4 separate regions of the Mus musculus genome follow, and regions 2, 3 and 4 are each linked to region 1. The links are chromatin loops, found by intact Hi-C in ENCODE. Cell type or tissue: heart. All regions are shown on one strand. Links, peaks and the distances in the headings refer to the core of each region. The heading gives the core; the rest is flanking DNA. Region 1 overlaps Akna (AT-hook transcription factor). Region 2 overlaps Whrn (whirlin). Region 3 has its middle 36 kb from the start of 8030451A03Rik. Region 4 has its middle 2.5 kb from the start of Whrn.

Region 1 (4,915 bases), core at 985-3,484:
TGCCCATCAGCCACAAGTGCAGGGGTAGCTGGCTGACCCACCGTGCTTGGCTGCATCTAAGTCCTCATGTAATTTCTCTGTCTTTCCTTCCCTTGCAGAGAAGAACACCCCCAAAAAGCCTTCCACCCCCATCCTCAAACGGAAGAACAGGCAGACGGGCTCGCCAGTACGAATGGCCCCTGGACTCTGGTACCTGGCTGCTGCGCCCCCAGCCCCAGCCCCACCGGCTTTGGCCTACATCTCCTCAGCTCCCATTATGCCTTATCTACCACCCACTGTGTGAGTCCCCCCTTCCAGCTGCCCCATGCTACCTGGGTACCCGCAAAAAACCACCCCAGCATTCTTACATCATGTCAGGATGCTGTGAGCCAGGGGTAGTGTCTTCCTGTATGGAAAATGGAGTATAAGCCTGACATTCTTGTAGTCACTCAACAAACTCTCATGGGACAGGCTTCTGGGTGCTTGGGGACCCAGTGGTGAACTAGACTAGCAAGAGGGCCCTGTCTCTGGAGTTACAGCTTCTTGAGGACCTAGAACCATAAGCCATCTTTCTTTCCTAATGAGTAAGCCTATAATAAGGTGTGTGTTTGTGTGAGTTTGTGTGTGTATGTGTGTGCACACGTGTGTATAAAGTAAGCATAGTTTCTATTCCTTCTCCCTTCTTTTTTTCAATCAATTCTCATTAGTGGGATGGTTTTGGATTTAGGAGAATTGAGTGCACACTACACAGCTCTCCCATGCACTGCCCCTCCCCCACAGCCCATTCCCATGGCTGTGTTCCTATGCAAACCCGTCACTAGGAGAAAACCAACTGGAATGCTTTAGTATTAGCCGAAGCTTGCTCTTTTCCTCTAGCATGCTTGTTTTAGGCCTGATGCCCATTCTATTCCGGGGCACCATCCAGGATCCCCTACATTTCATTGGCAACTTGGGCTCCTCTTGGTGGTGGCAGCTGCTCCATACTGCCCTGTCTCTGTGACTTTGGCATGCAGGGGCACCAGCTAGATGGATTTGGTCTTAAGCATCACTTACCAAAAAGGCGGAGAGTGGGCATGGCAGCCTGGTGACATTTCAGGAATTGGCTGTACCAGAATCCCCTCTCTTATGAGTACTATGGCGGAAGCAGAGGAGTGTTTCTTTAAGCCTCAGTTTCTCTATCTGTTCAATGAGGAAGTGACTCTGCTAGGTCCTGATGTGTGAGGATTAAGTGAGACACTGTCAGACCCCACTGGGATATGTGTGGAGTCTGTCTTGTGACTCCAGGAAGTGTCATGACTGACTAAATGGAACATTAGCCACCCCCCCAAGCCCCTTTCTAGTCTTAGCCTCAGTTTCCTCCACTGTAAAGTGGGCCTGTTGGGCTGCAGTGTTACCAATAGACAGCCTCTGTGATTAATGGGGTAGTAGTTGGCTCTGTAGCAGCTGATGCCAGCAGAAGAGAAGCCCAAGGCACCAGCAGGCATGAGGGGTCAGGCCTGAGGTACATTTTCTTCTGCCTTCTTGCTTGAGTCCTGGTGGGTCCCTAGGGCCAGCCTTTCTTCGTGTCCAGACCCTGGCTCACGTGGTATGGACACCTGCCCACGTTTCCTGTCCTCGGGCTGGGGAGGTTTGATGTCCTTTAGCAACCCTATGGTAGCCTCAGCATTCTCTACTTGTCTCAAGACAAATCTTTACAATCTGGGCCTGGGGGGCGGGGGGGAGCTCACCCCAGTGTGGTGGCCCCAAGGAAGGGACAATTGAGTGGACAGCACTTGGAGAATGACTTTGGGCTCATCACTTTGTCTCTCTGGCCTGTTTCTTCTTCTGAGAAACAGATACTCGAGATGATTAGGTGAATATATGGGAAGCCATGGCTTCATCAAGCCTTCAGGTCTTGTTAGAACAAGCCATACCTTGGTTTTCTTCTGTCTGGGCAGCAGGACTAAGCTTGCACCATGGTTGAACCAGCAATCGCAGTGGTGCTGTGCTGCCACCTGCTGGCCAGATGCAGCCCTGCAGCTGACTGAGGCTCTCTAATCCAGTGCCTTCAGGGAAGGCTTGGATCAAGCTGGCCCTCCTATGAGCTGCAAGGATGGAAGCCACAGAGAGCCCAGGTTCTCCCTCAACGAGGGTGTCTGAGCAGCTCTGCTACCCCCAGGAAGCCCAGTCGTTCATTTTGGCACCTTCCATCAACACCTGCCATCTGCAGATTGATGTTCCAGATACTGACTTCCATTGCAGCCCCAGAGTGTACACTTAAGGGGGTCTGATTGCTATGTCAGAGGCTGGAATGAACTAGTCGTGCCTACACCTGCTCCAGGGCAAGCACTCACACATATACTCTCCTTCATCCCTCCCAAGTTTGTTTCTCCACAGTGGCCTTGGACAGGAGAGGAAAGAGCAGGGTGTACAGTAGACATGGAACCCATAGCTGGTGGCTTTGCCTGACCCTTGCCAGATCGTATGTTCTTCCTTCTCTCCCCAGGTACTATGCAGCCCCAGCACCTACCTCAGCCCAGACAGCTTCCCCGCAGCCTGCTCGGGGACCTCGGAGAACCCGGCACTCAGTCCAACTGGGTCTGAATGACCTGGAGGAGCTGCAGGCCGCACTCAGAGAGGCTGCACAGGCCGCCGAGAACGTTCGCTCCACCACCCGCCAGCTGAGCCGCTCCCTGTCTGCGGACCTGCGCCATGCCCGTAGCCTGCGAGGCTCCTGCCTTTTCTGACTCCCTGGAGACTCTGAGACTAAGTAGGCAGGCAGCCGCTGTTGTTTCCCAGTCAACAGTCTCCTGGTACCACTGATGGCTGGAAGATGTCACGTTCCCCTCCCCAGGAGTGCCACCTGATTCATGTGGCGTATTTAAAATGGAGAGACATTGGCCTAGTCAGGAGTGGATGAATGTCTGGGGGCCAACTCTGTCTAACAGGTGTAGTGATCATGGCTCCCTCTGTCGAGTCAGAGTCGCTGAGACTCCTCCTCGTCCCCCTCCTGCCCATGTGCTTCTGCAGCTAATAATGTGGCTCTTACTGGACAGAATGTCTTTACACTGGGGAGCTAACTTGGGCTTGGACCTGTCTCAGAAGGCCAGAGAGGAAAAGAAAAGTCTAGGGTCTCTGAAGCATTTTGGACACTGCCTGTGATAGCTACTCTGAGGCAGGCGTTGTCAGGGAGAAGAACTAGTTAGGGATTTTGTTCCTAGTAACTAGTGGGCAGGGGTAGTACTTGGGGACCCATTAATGTCTTGGGGCTGAGGCCTCAGCTGACGCACGCCCAGCTCTTCTGTGGTTACAGAAGTTTTTCCCATGAGCTCATGGAGTAGAAGCTGCTCATGTAGGCCAGGAAGCACCCAGCAGCCTCAGACATACCCACTATGTCTTTGGCATCCACTTAGGACCAAGCTACCTTGCCAGGCCCTGGCCTGAGGCTGATAGACCAGGCCGGTACCCGTTTCCCTGTCCCATAGCAGAGTGACCTCAACATTTCTGGGATGTGTGTGTGTGTGTGTGTGTGTGTGTGTGTGTGTGTGTGTGTGTTATCACAGATTGTTTATATATTTGAGGCATTTTTTAAAAATCTATTTTTGTTATAAAACAAATGAAGGAAAATAAATAATGAACTTAAGAACGGGCAAAGAAATCCCCAAAGCTACCTGTGGCTGTGCTGTGTATCCAGAGCCTGGGGTTTCTAAGGCGAGGGTGCAGGCAGGGAAGTGGACACCCAGCTAAGGTCTCCCCCAGGGTACTTGCTGCATATCATTCCAGAGTCTGCCTAGGCTTCTGCTCACATCTGTCTCCCCTGCTTCTCCTGTCCTTTGCCTGCAGAGGCCAGATGAGCAAGGCCTGTCATGAATTCCCAGGCCAGAAACAGTGGGAGACACTCAGCAGGAAGTGTGTGACAAAGCCTCAGGCCAGAGTCTCCTTCCAGAGACTTCCATGGCACCCTATGCCTGTGGCCAGCTTGACTCTGGGCATGCGTGTGGCAGTGACTGTGACTCACTCTGCCCCAGTGCATTGACAGACAGAGCAGGGTGCTTCATCAGGTGCCTTTCCTGGTTCTGTGACAAAATAACTGAAAAAAGCTAATGATGGTGGGCTCAGGGGACACAGTCTACCATGGCACACTGCATCCAGTCAGGACAGCCATAAGCTTAGCAGGCAGAAATGATTTATGGGTGCTCAGCTTGTTTTCTGCTTTTGGTTAAATGGGGGATCCCAGCCCAAGGAATGTCACTGCCTACAGTCAGGGTGGCGGCTCTCTCTGGAAATGTCCTCACAGACACACATGGCGTACATCCCCTAGGGGACTGCCAATCCAGTCAAGTGTAAAGATGATCTCAGACCCTGTCTTTGCCACCGAGTGGACTGTGCCTCAGGAACTCCGGTCACAATTGTGCAATCGATGTCAACTGGCCTTTAGGGAAGCAGTGTCATCTCACAGTGTCCCCCATGGGCACCTTGAGGAGTCTTCCAGGGGACATCCAGACCCTCTAGCTGAGGCCTAAGTCTACCATGTCGCCTAGCCTTGGCCTTTTATACTGTGACCCTGTTAGCATCAACCTGTACCTTCCTGCCTCCCAGTCACCTCCCTTCCTGTGATTATAGTGGCCCCTCTGAAGTGAAGGCCCTGTGACAGGAACTGTACACCTTTGTTCCCCTCCCCCTCTCACTGCTGCTTGGGTCTCCTGCCTTGTCTTCCCCAACTGTGCCCTAAGTGTTTGGAGATTCTAGCAAGAGCATCGGGTTCTGACAGTACTTTCTAGCCTAACTCAGATGCCCCTTCCAGGAAGCCCTCTTAGATTCCCTGGGCAGGGCTTCTTGGACTTAGCTAAGGCTCCACTCAGGACTCTGCACAAAGGGAGGGAGGGAGGGAGAAAAAGGAAAGAAGCAAAGAAATGATATTGACTGTGTCAGCAAACCTTTATTGTGGCAGAGACAG
Region 2 (2,500 bases), core at 1-2,500, 110 kb before region 1:
GGAGCTTTTATTTATTTGTTTGTTTTTAAAAGGTTTACTTTCACGTGTAGGGGTGCTTTGAGTGAGTACTTGTGTCTACATGCCTCATGTGCTTGCTTGCTGCCCACGGAAGGTCAGAGGTGAGCCTTGTCTGTATGTGTACCACGTGCACGCAATGCCCAAAAAAGGGGCTCAGGACCACCTTGCGCTGGTATTATAAGCAATCGTAAGTCATTGTGTGGGTGCTGGGAACCAAACTAGGGGGCTCTGCAAGAACAGCAAGTGCTTATAAGCCCTGAACCATCATTTCCCAAGTCTCAAAAGAGAGCCCTTAAACAAGGTTGTCCTTTAATTTTCAAACGCACAAGGTGGCACCTGGGTACCAGCACTCTCATGAATACAATTATACACACTTAAGTCACACACACACACACACACACACACACACACACACAAATAAAACAAAAGTGTGTGTATGTTTGTGTGTTTCACCTTTACATTGAATTCTGAGATTTCTAGAATCAAAACAAAAAGCGAGATCTGTAGCTGAGTTTCTACAGTCCAAGGAGCGCTGAAGGCAGGAAGACCATGATTTAGATTCCAGCCTGGGATATTTAGCACAAGTTAGAAAAGAAAAGTGAAATGTGAAATGAATTTTGTTTTACTAGAAAAGCCATGGTACTCAAGATGTAGCATCCCCGCTGGTGGCCAGCCCTGACAGGAAGGCTTTCTTGCCTGCTTTACTGCCCTGTTCACTTTATGTGGAACTCCTTGCTCACCGCCTCCCGTGTCTACCCCTGGGTGCGCGGGAGATCAAGCCAGAGGAATGTTGTGCCTCCTGGTCTGTTAGGAGACCATAGATGAAATGATCGCCTGTAGTGAGAATGTAGTGAGGTGAACTTGCCGGGCCAGGAGCCCCACGTGCAGAGAGGCCCGAAGTGGAAAAGAAGCACCCGACACCGAGAGAAAGCTCAGGTGGCCTGCAGGAGCTGCAGCTGCCAGGGGGCAGGGCTGGCGCCGCCTGACAGCGGAAAAGGAAGCTTGCATGGCTGCTCAGAGGCCACAGGGAAGGGAGGCAGGCCCTTTTCATTCTAAAAGGATCTGGCCACTCTGCAGTGCTGGTCTGGGGGGCCTGAAAGGAGGCTGGAGGTCCATGCAGTTAGAGGTCCTTAACACAGAAGGAAACCGTGCACGTTAGAGTTTCATTTCTCATGTCATTGAAATATGTTGCTGGGGGCAGAGTCCACACTGCCAGTTCTGCTTGCTCTCGAAGCAGGCTGAATGGGAGGCCTTTTCAGGCCATGAGGACAGACAGCTGGGGCCTTGCAGCCTACAAATCCCATGTCTCCCTTTGAAAACTTTCCTTTATTTGGGACAAAGTATAGAGTTGGCTTGTGCTGGCCTTGCGGTACGTGAACCCCCAGCGAGGGTGTGGGGCTGTGTTTGGAGACCCCTAGATTCATATCCAGGCCCTGCCTCTGACTCTCTTTGTGACCTTGAGTAACACACACCTTTTCTCTTTTGTGCACCGGGAAGACTGTGGCTGTCATTGTGATTTTGCTATTGCTGCCCCCTGCAGGTGGCCAAAGGAATCACAACAGGCAGAGAGCATGTTCCTCGGGCTATCTTCCCAGAGTCTGGTTATACAAAAAATGAAGATGCCCAATCTAGGAAAATAGATGCATATGTACTCAAGGCTGTAACTAAAAGAATGTTAGTCACACATACCTCCACTGGGAAGAAGCTAAAGCCTAAACGTCCAGTGTTCAAGGAGTAAGAACTCCGTGCTGGCTGAGTATTCTCAGTGTGGAAACCTACGAGCTTACTGCCACTGGACTGGTCATGAGATAGCCCCCTAAATGATTTTCTTCTAAAACAAAGTGGAGCTTTGGCATGATTGTGCATACCTATAGTGGTAGCCCCTGACAGGTAGAGGCAAGAGGATCAGAACTTTGAGGCCAACCTTGAGTTAAAAGAGACCCTGTCCAAAAACACCAATAGCAATAAGGAATGAATGAGTGAGTGAATGAATGAACGAACATAAAATTTCCATTATGAGTTCATTTATGAACAAGAAGATGGTTTTGTTATTGTTGTTCTTTTGTTAACATGCCTCTAGTCCCGCACGGTGGCCTTTCCAGGTTACTCCTTTGTCCTCTACTGGGAATTGTGTCCTTCTGGCCTATGATGTTGGGCATCAGAGTTCTCTCCAAAGAGCAGAGCGAGGTGATTTGCCTCCTGAGAGCACCATGTGTAGAAACATGCACGCATAATTCATATTTCAATTATCATGGTGTGGGTCTGGTGGTGGAGAGCATCTGCCCCAGGCCATCTGCCAGGTCAGATGGGGACTGCTCTGATTTGCACTGGAAGAACCCAGGAAAGCCCCTGGGTCCAGTTTTTCAGTTGTGGGTGGTGACATTAGTGGCAGCCCTGGCCTGCAGTGGCCTTCTCTACCTGCAAGGGAGTGGAGTGATGATCTCCAGCTTGTACCACGGAAACAGATGGGCCGAGTAGCATG
Region 3 (4,915 bases), core at 1,112-3,611, 580 kb before region 1:
AGCGTGTGTCTCTAGCTGCATATGAATCAGAAGATGGCCTAGTCGGCCATCAGTGGAAAGAGAGGCCCATTGGTCGTGCAAACTTTATATGTCTCAGTACAGGGGAATGCCAGGGCCAAGAAGTGGGAGTGGGTGGGTGGTGGAGTGGGTAGGGAAGCATTGGGGGACTTTTGGGATAGCATTGGAAATGTAAATGAAATAAATACCCAATTAAAAAAAAATTTTTTTAAAAAAAGGAAAGGTTGGGTTATTTTGTCTGATAGATTGGGATCATGGTCCTCCACGGTAGCTGGGGAAGCTATGGGACCGAGTGCAACAGTAGCTAGAAATCAACAGATCACAGCGCATCCACAGGAGACAGGAAGGTAGGTTTTCAGTTTGTTCTCTCCTTGTTTTGACTTGATCCAGGGCAGGATTCCAGCCCGTAGGGTGGAGCTATATACTGTCAGGATACCTTTCACTCCTTCCCTTGATCCTCTCTGGAAACACCCGAGCAGACACATCTAAGGGTGCGCCTCATTAATCCCTAATGGATTTCCTAACCCAGCCAAGCTGACAATGGAAGTGAGCCATCATAGACACAGAGCACATAAGGCTACACGGAGCAACAAGACCCGTCACACAGCCCTCGCTGGTCCAGAAAAGGGATTCCTGACTTCAATGTAGAATTGCTGGAAGGGGAGTATTACGTTCAGACCCTTTTCCCTCAAACCATGTGGTGGTGCTGCGTGGAAGTGGGCTGGAGATAGGATGGAGGAGAGCATACAGGATGCTTCGGGGGTCCATGAGAAGGAAGCTGAGCTCTGGCTGGATGTGCAGATTCAACATGGGGTTGTGTGAGGTCTACAGGTAGCGCTCATAGGTTTGGGACCACAGAGAGCTCCTCCACACCTTACCCCTATTCCAAGCTGCTTATGATAATCACCTGAGATTTATTTTTCTGAACTCGGCTGTTCGTGTCTATTAGGGCAGCCCAATGAGGGATGTGAGAAGCTGAAAAGAGGCTTCATTCACCTGGGAACAGGGTGACAGGAGGGTCCTGAGTGTCAGAATCTTCACTTCTAGGATAGATAAGGAACCCTTTCTTGGTGACTGTGCTGAGTAAGAGGCCTAGTAGTGAGGTCAAGGTGAGACCTGTGCTGGATGACAGGGGTGAAGAGGGTAAGGGACAGAGGTGAAGGTGACTCCACAGACTATGGCTGAGAGTTACTGAAGACACTGCTCCCAGGCCTGGCATAGTTAGCCTTGCTCTCTAAGAAGTGTAATTGTTCACTAGAAAGGTGTGTATCTCACCCATTCATACCCTTCCAGCTCAGGAGCATTGGGGATGCCAGTGTGTGCTGGCAGGCAGGCTTTGTGTTGGTGTCTGGTACCAGCATCTCTTTCCTGGTCCTCCTACCACCCCAAGAAGCCCACAGATGTATCCAGTCTCTAGAAAAGAAGACAAGTGAGGCTCATTTGGGATTTGCCCCAGTCCTACCAGGACCAGAAAGAAAAGCTTAATAATTCACAGAAAATACTCACAGGGTACAGTGGGGGAGTCCAAACTAAGAAGCTCCCATAGACACATGCCACATTTGCCACGACAGGTTGGAAAGATGAGTTTCTCAACAGTGAAATGCCTTCCTCCAAGTTCACTTAGGCCCTAAGTGCCAGAGTCTATGATGCTTACAGACTCCTCTGGCCTGGGTACCTTGGAGAAAGCCCGTACATTGTTTTTCTTCCAATTTTTTATTAGGTATTTACTTCATTTACATTTCAAATACTATCCCGAAAGTACCCTATACCCTACATGTACCCCCACTCCCCTACCCACCCACTCCCACTTCTTGGCCTTGGCATTCCCCTGTACTGGGGCATATAAAGTTTGCAAGACCAAGGGGCCTCTCTTTCCAGTGATGGTCGACTAGGATACATATGCAGCTACATATGCAGCTAGAGACACGAGCTCCGGGGTACTGGTTACTTCATAATGTTGTTCCACCTATAGGGTTGCAGATCCCTTCAGCTCCTTGGGTGCTTTCTCTAGCTCCTCCATTGAGGGCCCTGTGTTTCATCCAATAGCTGACTGTGAGCATCCACTTCTGTGTTTGCCAGGCACTGGCCTAGCCTCACAAAAGATAGCTATATTCCTTTATCCCACTCTACGGTTCTGAATGCTCAGAACACCTCCCATGTACCTATTCCCTCATCTCAGTTCACAGGCTGCAAAACCAGCACAAGCTGGTACTGTGGCGCCCTCTGTAAAACGCTGATAGTCGTGTGGACAGCCTGGTTTGTATCTCACGCTCTCCTATTGCCAAGTCATTTTGGAATACCCACCTAATATTTCTGAATATCTTATAAAATGAAATTTAAGAATGACTATCTTAATGGCAAGGGGCGGGGTGAGGATGATGAGCAGTGATTGTAGAGACAACTCTCCACACAGGTTTCTCGCCCTCAAATCGAAAGATAAGGCAAATGTCTTGGGTAGGTACTTAAAAGAACCAGCAGGTGGCAGCCTCCTCCCATCTTAGGAGGGCAATGACCCCGGGTGTTCCTAATAGAGATGGTTGATGTTATTGGGGTTCTTGGCAAGAGGACTAGACTGGTGATTTGCCGATACCTCTGAGAAAACAATTTCTTCCCCTTCGCATTAACCTTCTCCATGGGAGTCTCCAATACTTCCTAGCGACTTATAAGAAGCCTGATTGGCCATCAATTCTTTCCTAATTCCTTATCTGCTTTTTATCCTAGGGTGGGGACAGGAACATTGCAAGCAAGGAGGTGTTTCTGTCCCAGTGACCAACTACCATTCTGATTTGACATGGGCCCTGGTAATAAACAGCCTCCTCTACAACTTGCTGAGCAACTGGCTCCTTTGTACCCTAAGCCCATTTCTGGTTTCCATCTGTTTGCTCATCCCCTCTTGCTGGTTATAAAGACAACCTGTAATATCCCCCATTGTCCTGGTCTATCTCTAACCTTTTACCAGTGATACTTCTAGTCCTCTTTACTCATTTTGATTCCCAGCATGGAGACAGGTGGGGAAATGTGGGACCAACTTCTCCCCATGGCTCTCACTATGCCTAGTGCTGTTGGCTTTCTCTCTATCAAGCCCTGTTTAGATATTGGCTCTTGCACATCATCTTTATTAACATGAGCAGCAATTGGCATAAAGTCAAGAGCACCTTAGCACCTGCTTCCTGGAGCCAGTCTCCATCCAAAAGCACTATAACGTGTTCTCTTCAATCATATTGTGCTGCTCTGTGGCTCAAATCCTGACACTTGTCTTCTGGTTCAAAGAAAAACTCAACATAACAGTGGCCTTGAAGATGCCTACCTCTCTGTCCTATGATGCTCTGGGGGACTGGCCTCCCACTAAGCCACTCAGGAGGCATGGCCACTGGAAGTCCTTGATCAAAAATGGTTTTTCCAGGCAGACAGTGGTGGCACAGACCTTTAATCCCAGCACTTGGAAAGCAGAGGCATGCAGATCTCTGTGATTTTGATACTAGCCTGGTCTACAGAGTAAGTTCTAGAACAAACAGGGCTACATAGAGAGACTCTATCTTGAGCCCCAACCCTCAATCAAAAAATGTTCTTCCCTTGGCACAGGTATGGCTTATTTTAACTTTGAGTTGTATTCCAGCACCATTATCTCCCTGAGATATTTCCTCCATAACCCTCCCCCCACCTCTCTCTCCATCTCTGTGTCTCTGTGTCTGTCTGTCTGTCTGTCTGTCTGTCTGTCTCTCTCTCTCTCTCTCTCTCTCTCTCTCTCTCTCTCCCTCTCACACACACACACACACACACACACACACACACACACACACACACACACACACCATCCCCAACACTCCTTTTCTTCTACAGCATGCACTTCTACCCTTTTGCTTATTCCTGTGTATTGTCTCTGGAAATCAGTTTCTGACCATGTTTTCTTTACCTCGTCTTCGGCACCAAGAACAAAGCCATCCTAGCATTTCCTAGCTACTACTTATTTGTTCACTGAACACATAAGCAGACCAGGGAGGAGGGCTCAGCAGTCTCATTAGCTCCACTTACTAATGGAGTTTGTGCTCCACTTGCACAAACCGTAACAGCATCAATCATCAATATTAGGAACGCCCAGGATTCCTAACAGAGTGCTGACAGTATCCCGTAACTCCTGTTCATCATTGTACAGCTGAAATAAACAGAAAGTGATCTTGATGCCACACCTATAATCATCATGGATCTGATTTCAGATCATGCTTGCCCTTGCCATGAGCTTAACAAAAGAGAATAGAAGAGTGTGGTTTAGAGAAACAGTCACAGAATTGCTCTATGAGGGCATGTAGAAATAGACTTTTATCCAGAGAATTAGATTGTCCTCCAGTGAACTTAGCAGAAAACTTGGGTTGAGGTGAGGGGCAAATACTATGAATTTCAGTGTTTTTTAAAGACAGAGTACACTACACGCCTAACCAAAGGAAAAGTACTTCTCCCAGGACTCTGTATTCACAGGGTTCCTCAGGAGCACCCTCCCAGTTTCAGAGCAGGGAAGGAACATTTCTTAAGAATCAGAGGGAGAGAAGGCACATCCACTGACCTCTCAAAGCATCACTGATGCTGAAGGTCCTTAAGAGCATGAAGGAAAGGAGAGGGGAGTTTCCCAGGCATGCTGGGGGCAGCTCCAGCATGGCCTCCCTCTCTTGTGTGCTCAGGAGTTGCTCAAAAGGACCAAAGGAGGCCTTGGTTGTCCCCAGAGCCATCGTCTTTGCTCTGTAGATTTTCTTCTCACTAAGGACTTAATAAGTAGCTAGCAGAGGAGAAGAAGAAGAGGCCCTCAGTGTACGAAAAGAGCCTCAGAGTCAGAAAGAGAGTAGAGCCAACTTCAAAGAGGCTGAGGACCATGCTCCACTGGGTGCCTTTCAGATGAGCAGGAGAT
Region 4 (4,915 bases), core at 1,367-3,866, 130 kb before region 1:
CCATTTACCTGCTACTTAAAGAGCTTGAAGGGGCACCGCTGGCTGTGTGGGGATGGTGGGCAAGACAGCAGCCATCTCAGCCCCGTGGTTGTGTCTGTAAGACCGAGGCCAGAGGGAGGAAAGTAAGGAATTACTCACATGGAGGAGCACCTTCCATGTGCTCGTCCCCAGGCTGATAAAGGAGTTGTGTTCCCATGTGGAAAAAGCGTTAACTGAGATGAATTCCGAGCGTTGTAGGAGCTGACTTTGCATACATCAGCACAATCAGCATCAGCATCGTCCACCCAACATTACAGATAAGGAAATTCTAGTGAGGAAGTTCTCCCTGCTTTGCTCAAGGTCACAAAGGTAATAAAGAACAGAATTGTTAAGTTGGGGATCAACTCGCTGCTCTGACAGCTTTCTTACAAGCAAGTCACATGAATCTCTGTGACCATGAATCAGACTCTTTGCAGATTATACCCAAGGCAAGATAAATACCCGTCTCTCTCCTGTCGTTCGCTGGTTTTTTGGTGCTTTCTCTTTTCTCTCCTCTCTCTTATCTCCCTGTGCTTCCATCAATATTGTCGGTGCTATCTACCGGTCGTAGAGGAAACTGTTTCCCATTTCTCTGCTGATATCATCCATCCCCACTGACATTTGCAGAAGAGACAGGCTGTGGTCCTGCAGCACCAGCGATAGCTCTGGTTGTTAATGTCCTTGCTGCCAGGAGTCTTCACGCTGGAATGAGTTCCCCATGGCACCCAGCATCGGATAGCTTTGAGCCCCCGTATCTGAGCTGAGAAATCTGAAGGTCCCCAAATCCTCCCCATGAAGGATCTCTCTCAATGATATTTTCTTTACTAAGCCTCTACTCTGTCTTTATAGCACAAACTGTCAGCTTACCAGTCAGGGACTGTGAGTTATTAACCTGTGAGTTCTCATCTCAAATTCTCTAAAGAAAATATTCACATTCGTGGAAGAAATGTGGTCCTTGACTGATCCCAGCAGGAAGGATGGCCCAACTTGACATCTCTGAACCACACATCTGGGAGACTCTACACTACAGAGATTGATAATCAAACTCTGGAATGAGACTCTCCTGGTCCAAAAGCCCAACTCTCCATGTGGGTATCCCTCTCATCCTCAGGATAGTTGCCTCCTGGCATCTCTACATCCTCTCTGTTCTACCAGGAAGAGGACGACAGTGGTGATGGAATCTCTTGTACTTGCTGGTAGGAGTGAGTGAATAAAACATATAATTGCTTAAAACAGAGCTGTTCAAAAAAAAAAAAAACCACCAGCTACAGATAATTCTATATGTCCCACGGGAAATGCATCTCAAGTTAAATTAATCTCTATCACCTTCTGAGGAGACATTTCAGTGAATTAGAGGGAAGGAGAGAGGCTCCGAATAACTATGGAATGAATGGAAAAGGGCTTTTAAAGATTGCAATAAAAAGAGGGAGAAGGAAGTCACCAGTAATGTCCTGTCCTCCTGTGTGTCACATGCTTCATGTGACGCATAGGGCATGAAACGTGTAGCTTGCATTCAAAACCGTTGTGTCCTGAACCTGAAAAGGAATTCCAAGGGCTTATGGTTTGAATAGCTAGCTCCAAGCCGATGACACTGTATTGGGAGGTTTGAGAGACTTGGGAGGTGGGGCCAGGTTGCAGGAGGTGGGGCCAGGTTGCAGGAGGTGGGCCACTGGAGACAGCCTCTGGTAATCATAGGGTCCCTGGTTATTTCTTGTCCCACTCTACTTCCTAGCCAGTCATGACGTGAATTCCTGGGCTATGGTGTCATCACCATGATGGACTGAACTTTCTGGAATCATGAACACACACATAAACACACACACACACACACACACACACACACACACACTTGTTTTTGTCAGATATTTTGATCACAGTAATGCAGAAGTCACTAAGAGTCAAACAACAAACAAAAGTCCAGCTCAGCAACGAGCATATCTCAGCACTTGTAAGTTGTGCTAAGCACAAAAGGCAACACCATTCATTCTTTCTCCTGCTCTGTCTTTCCGGTTGCTCAAGTCCAGATTTCCAGAAACATCTGGACTAGAAGGGTTGGCTCAAGTTGGTTATCAACAGTGAACAATTAAAAGTGGCCTTGGTGCTGGATGTGGTGTTGCTTTGAAGGTTGAAGCGGGTGGATCATGAGTTCAAGGTTAGCCTGAGCTACATATCAAGTTCCAGGAGAGTCTGAGCTGCACAGTGAGATCTTGTCTTGGAGAACCCTGGCTTAGGGTATTGATCAGTTGTCTGAGGTCTTATTTAGCCTGTGTACCTAGTGGGGTCAGTTTCCAGCACTGGGGTGAAAGTTAGCTTTAGAAAAGGGGAGGGGTGGGGGGATGTCTGCGATTGCAGGAAAATACTATTTTAGCTCTGAAGAGGGCAGTATGCAGCCAAGGCCAAACAGGAACTCTTGATTCCTATTTCATTCAAGGGCCTGAAGGCAGTACAGCCCCCAGGAGTCCAGGCAGCTTGAATTTCTGAGAGCTTATTTCTTGACAGACAAACACATCTTCACTCATGAAATAGGATTCTTGAGGTTTGAGCACAGTTACACGTTGCCTCTCTGAGGGACACACTGCAAACTGATACGAAGGTGGTTATGCAAGATGGATGGGAAAGTTCCCATTTGTCCTTCCCTCGGTTCTCGCTCTGCTCTCTCAGATCAACCTCTATGAAGCTAAACAATAGCACAGCCTTCCCAGATGGTGCCCGATGTTTGCAGAAGAAAGTGTTTCCTTTTTCCCTAAGGCTGTTAGCACAGAGGCTTCTGCTGCCCGAAGCAAAATATTCTCGAAAACATCCTTTGCACAGAAAGGAAATATTGGGAGTGGGGAATCTTAGCTCCTGGGCTGCATTTATCAAACCAATCACAGCAATTATAATTAGAACACAAACTAACTGAACACTAAGCATGAAATACATTTGCAGAAAACCCGAACTGCATGCAATTAAGTCCCGTGTGGTGGCATTTCGAGGTATGTCATTAATACATGAGGGGAGGGGTTGGAACAGATTCTCTCCTTAAATAACTTGTTCTGGTTGCATTAAAGACTTCAACTAGGGTCGGCAAGAAGAAATAAGGATGCATAGCACGGACTGCTACACGCAGAGCTGTAAGACAGATGTCAAAGGGTCACTCAATTGGCTACTTAAGACATCACTTTGTGACGCCCTGTGAAATATGTTCACTGGGCATCAATTCAACTCAGGTCTGTGTGAAAAGAAGGGGAGAGCTTTGGGGAAAGGAGAACTTTAATTCTTTGCCTCCATTTTGGGACTGCATTAAACTACAGTGTTAGAAATCTCCCTGTGGCTTCCCATTACTCAGAAAGATTCTTCTTTTAAAATATTTTATTTACTTATTCGTTTATTATGTGCTACAGGGTTGCTACACGTGCCACAAGCACCATGAAGATTAGAGGACAGCTTGCAGGAGTTGGTTCTCCCCCTTCCACCGTGCTGGTTCCAGGCATGAAAATCAGGTGGTCAGGCTTGGTGGCAAATATCTTTACCCGCGGAAACATCTCTGCAGCCCAGAAAGTCCATTCCTGTTAGTCTCCTCGCCTCACTGTGGTCTATCTTGACACTCCTAATGCTTATCTTTTTTATGTTTGTTTGTTTTTAACCTTGACCTACACCGTCTTTCCTTTGCCAGACTATGACTCTTTGAGGTCAAAGATTTCAACTCTTTATCCTGGGTCTCCAGCATCAACCATATGCCGCTTGGTCAAGCAGCAGAACGGGTGCTTGGCAAATGTTGAATGAAGAATGACCAAGTGCACAGGTAAATAACTAGCCAGGGAACAAAACACCCTTCTGCAGCCAGCTCAAAGCCACTCCAGATAATCCTTCTCTTTTTCTATTTCTCCCATATCAGAGTCAGCCGTTTCATTCCTGTGACGGCAACCCAGGACAGTCTTAGGGGAAAAAAAACCAGCTTTTCACAGAACACCTCTGGAGAGGCAATTCAGGTTTAAAGAGATCCACATGGCATGTAGTGGTGACTAGGTCAAGCACTATAGATCTTCTTAGAACACTTCTTTGACTAGAAGCCGAGTTTTTCCTGTGATAGTGTTTAGGAGAGTGGGTATCAGATGACAGACTTTAGACTGTGTATTCTGACATCTTTCCATATAAAATATGTTTTTTTTAAAGACTGTATATAGAGTTGTCATGTAACCTTCACCCTGTTCCCTCAGTGTGGAAAAGATCACAAGCGGGACCTAACAGTTGGTACAAGTGACATTCCTACTCCAGACTTAGTTTTAAATGCATGTGTGTGTGTTTGCATACTTTACAGTTCTGATAACAGCTCCTTGCTTTCCCCCACTCCCCCCTCCCCCCCCCCCCCCCACTCCGGAGAGCACCAGAGGAAGGGGCCCAGGCTGATCTATCCCAGCACAGGACTTGGCTCCTGATGGCACCTGTGTGGCTTATATTCTTCTCATGTGCAGAGCAGGTGACCGATTATCGTCCACATACTCACTTAAACTTGCAGTCAGCACGTGTGCAAGCTGCAGGAACAACATTTTAAGGCAGAAAAGCAGAGCATGAAGCATCTATTATTTTAGAGGCCAAAAGTTGGCCATTTTCCCCAATTGTGAATTGGCAAACCGGCTAATTGCTCCAAAGCGACCCTGGAATCGAGCTGTGATCGCCGGAAAGCGCAGCTTTTAGGACCCCATCTTTCACCCCTGGGCTGAGGAAGTGGGAAGACTTCGCAGGGGCCCAGGGCTCCTCCTGCTTTCTTTCACCCCCACTTTCACCCCTTTCTTCCTTGGGGCCGGACTGTTTCACCCCGTCTCCAGGCAACAGCCAGGCGCGCCAGGCGGGACGTCATTTCCTGAAGAGCCCGCGGGGGGACGGGGCGGGGAGGGGGAGGGGCGAGGGGGCGGGG

What was found. A loop is a pair of places that touch in the nucleus more often than their neighbours do. Peaks named below come from ENCODE experiments on the same cell type or tissue, not always from the same donor. Only the 100,000 strongest peaks of a DNase experiment are listed, where the experiment ranks them.
Region 2: it touches region 1 in a loop (3-fold over the local background); 6 of 42 quality-filtered maps call a loop at or near these places.
Region 3: a loop joins it to region 1, with 5 times the contacts of the local background. A loop is called at or near these places in 15 of 42 quality-filtered maps.
Region 4: it touches region 1 in a loop (3-fold over the local background); 6 of 42 quality-filtered maps call a loop at or near these places.

The regions. Positions count from the first base shown.
Region 1 is chr4:63,365,836-63,370,750 of GRCm38, reverse strand. Akna (AT-hook transcription factor) reads left to right here. Exons shown (of 22, transcript NM_001045514.3): 21 at 99-279; 22 at 2,465-3,628. The coding sequence ends at 2,705. It overlaps Orm2 (orosomucoid 2), which reads right to left. Exons shown (of 6, transcript NM_011016.2): 6 at 4,874-4,915. Among named protein-coding and RNA genes, the nearest start is that of Orm2, 5.8 kb to the right of the region's middle. In heart, for the core only: no CTCF peak of the experiment used is centred there; a DNase peak (open chromatin) is centred at 1,980.
Region 2 is chr4:63,479,305-63,481,804 of GRCm38, reverse strand. The region is part of intron 1 of Whrn (whirlin); the gene reads left to right. Among named protein-coding and RNA genes, the nearest start is that of Whrn, 15 kb to the left of the region's middle. In heart, for the core only: a CTCF peak has its summit at 1,561 (motif pointing left); no DNase peak of the experiment used is centred there; H3K27ac peaks cover 775 bases.
Region 3 is chr4:63,945,829-63,950,743 of GRCm38, reverse strand. No RefSeq gene overlaps it. Among named protein-coding and RNA genes, the nearest start is that of 8030451A03Rik, 36 kb to the left of the region's middle. In heart, for the core only: a CTCF peak has its summit at 2,491 (motif pointing right); a DNase peak (open chromatin) is centred at 2,483; H3K27me3 peaks cover 620 bases.
Region 4 is chr4:63,496,057-63,500,971 of GRCm38, reverse strand. It overlaps a transcript of Whrn not described here. Among named protein-coding and RNA genes, the nearest start is that of Whrn, 2.5 kb to the right of the region's middle. In heart, for the core only: a CTCF peak has its summit at 2,399 (motif pointing right); no DNase peak of the experiment used is centred there.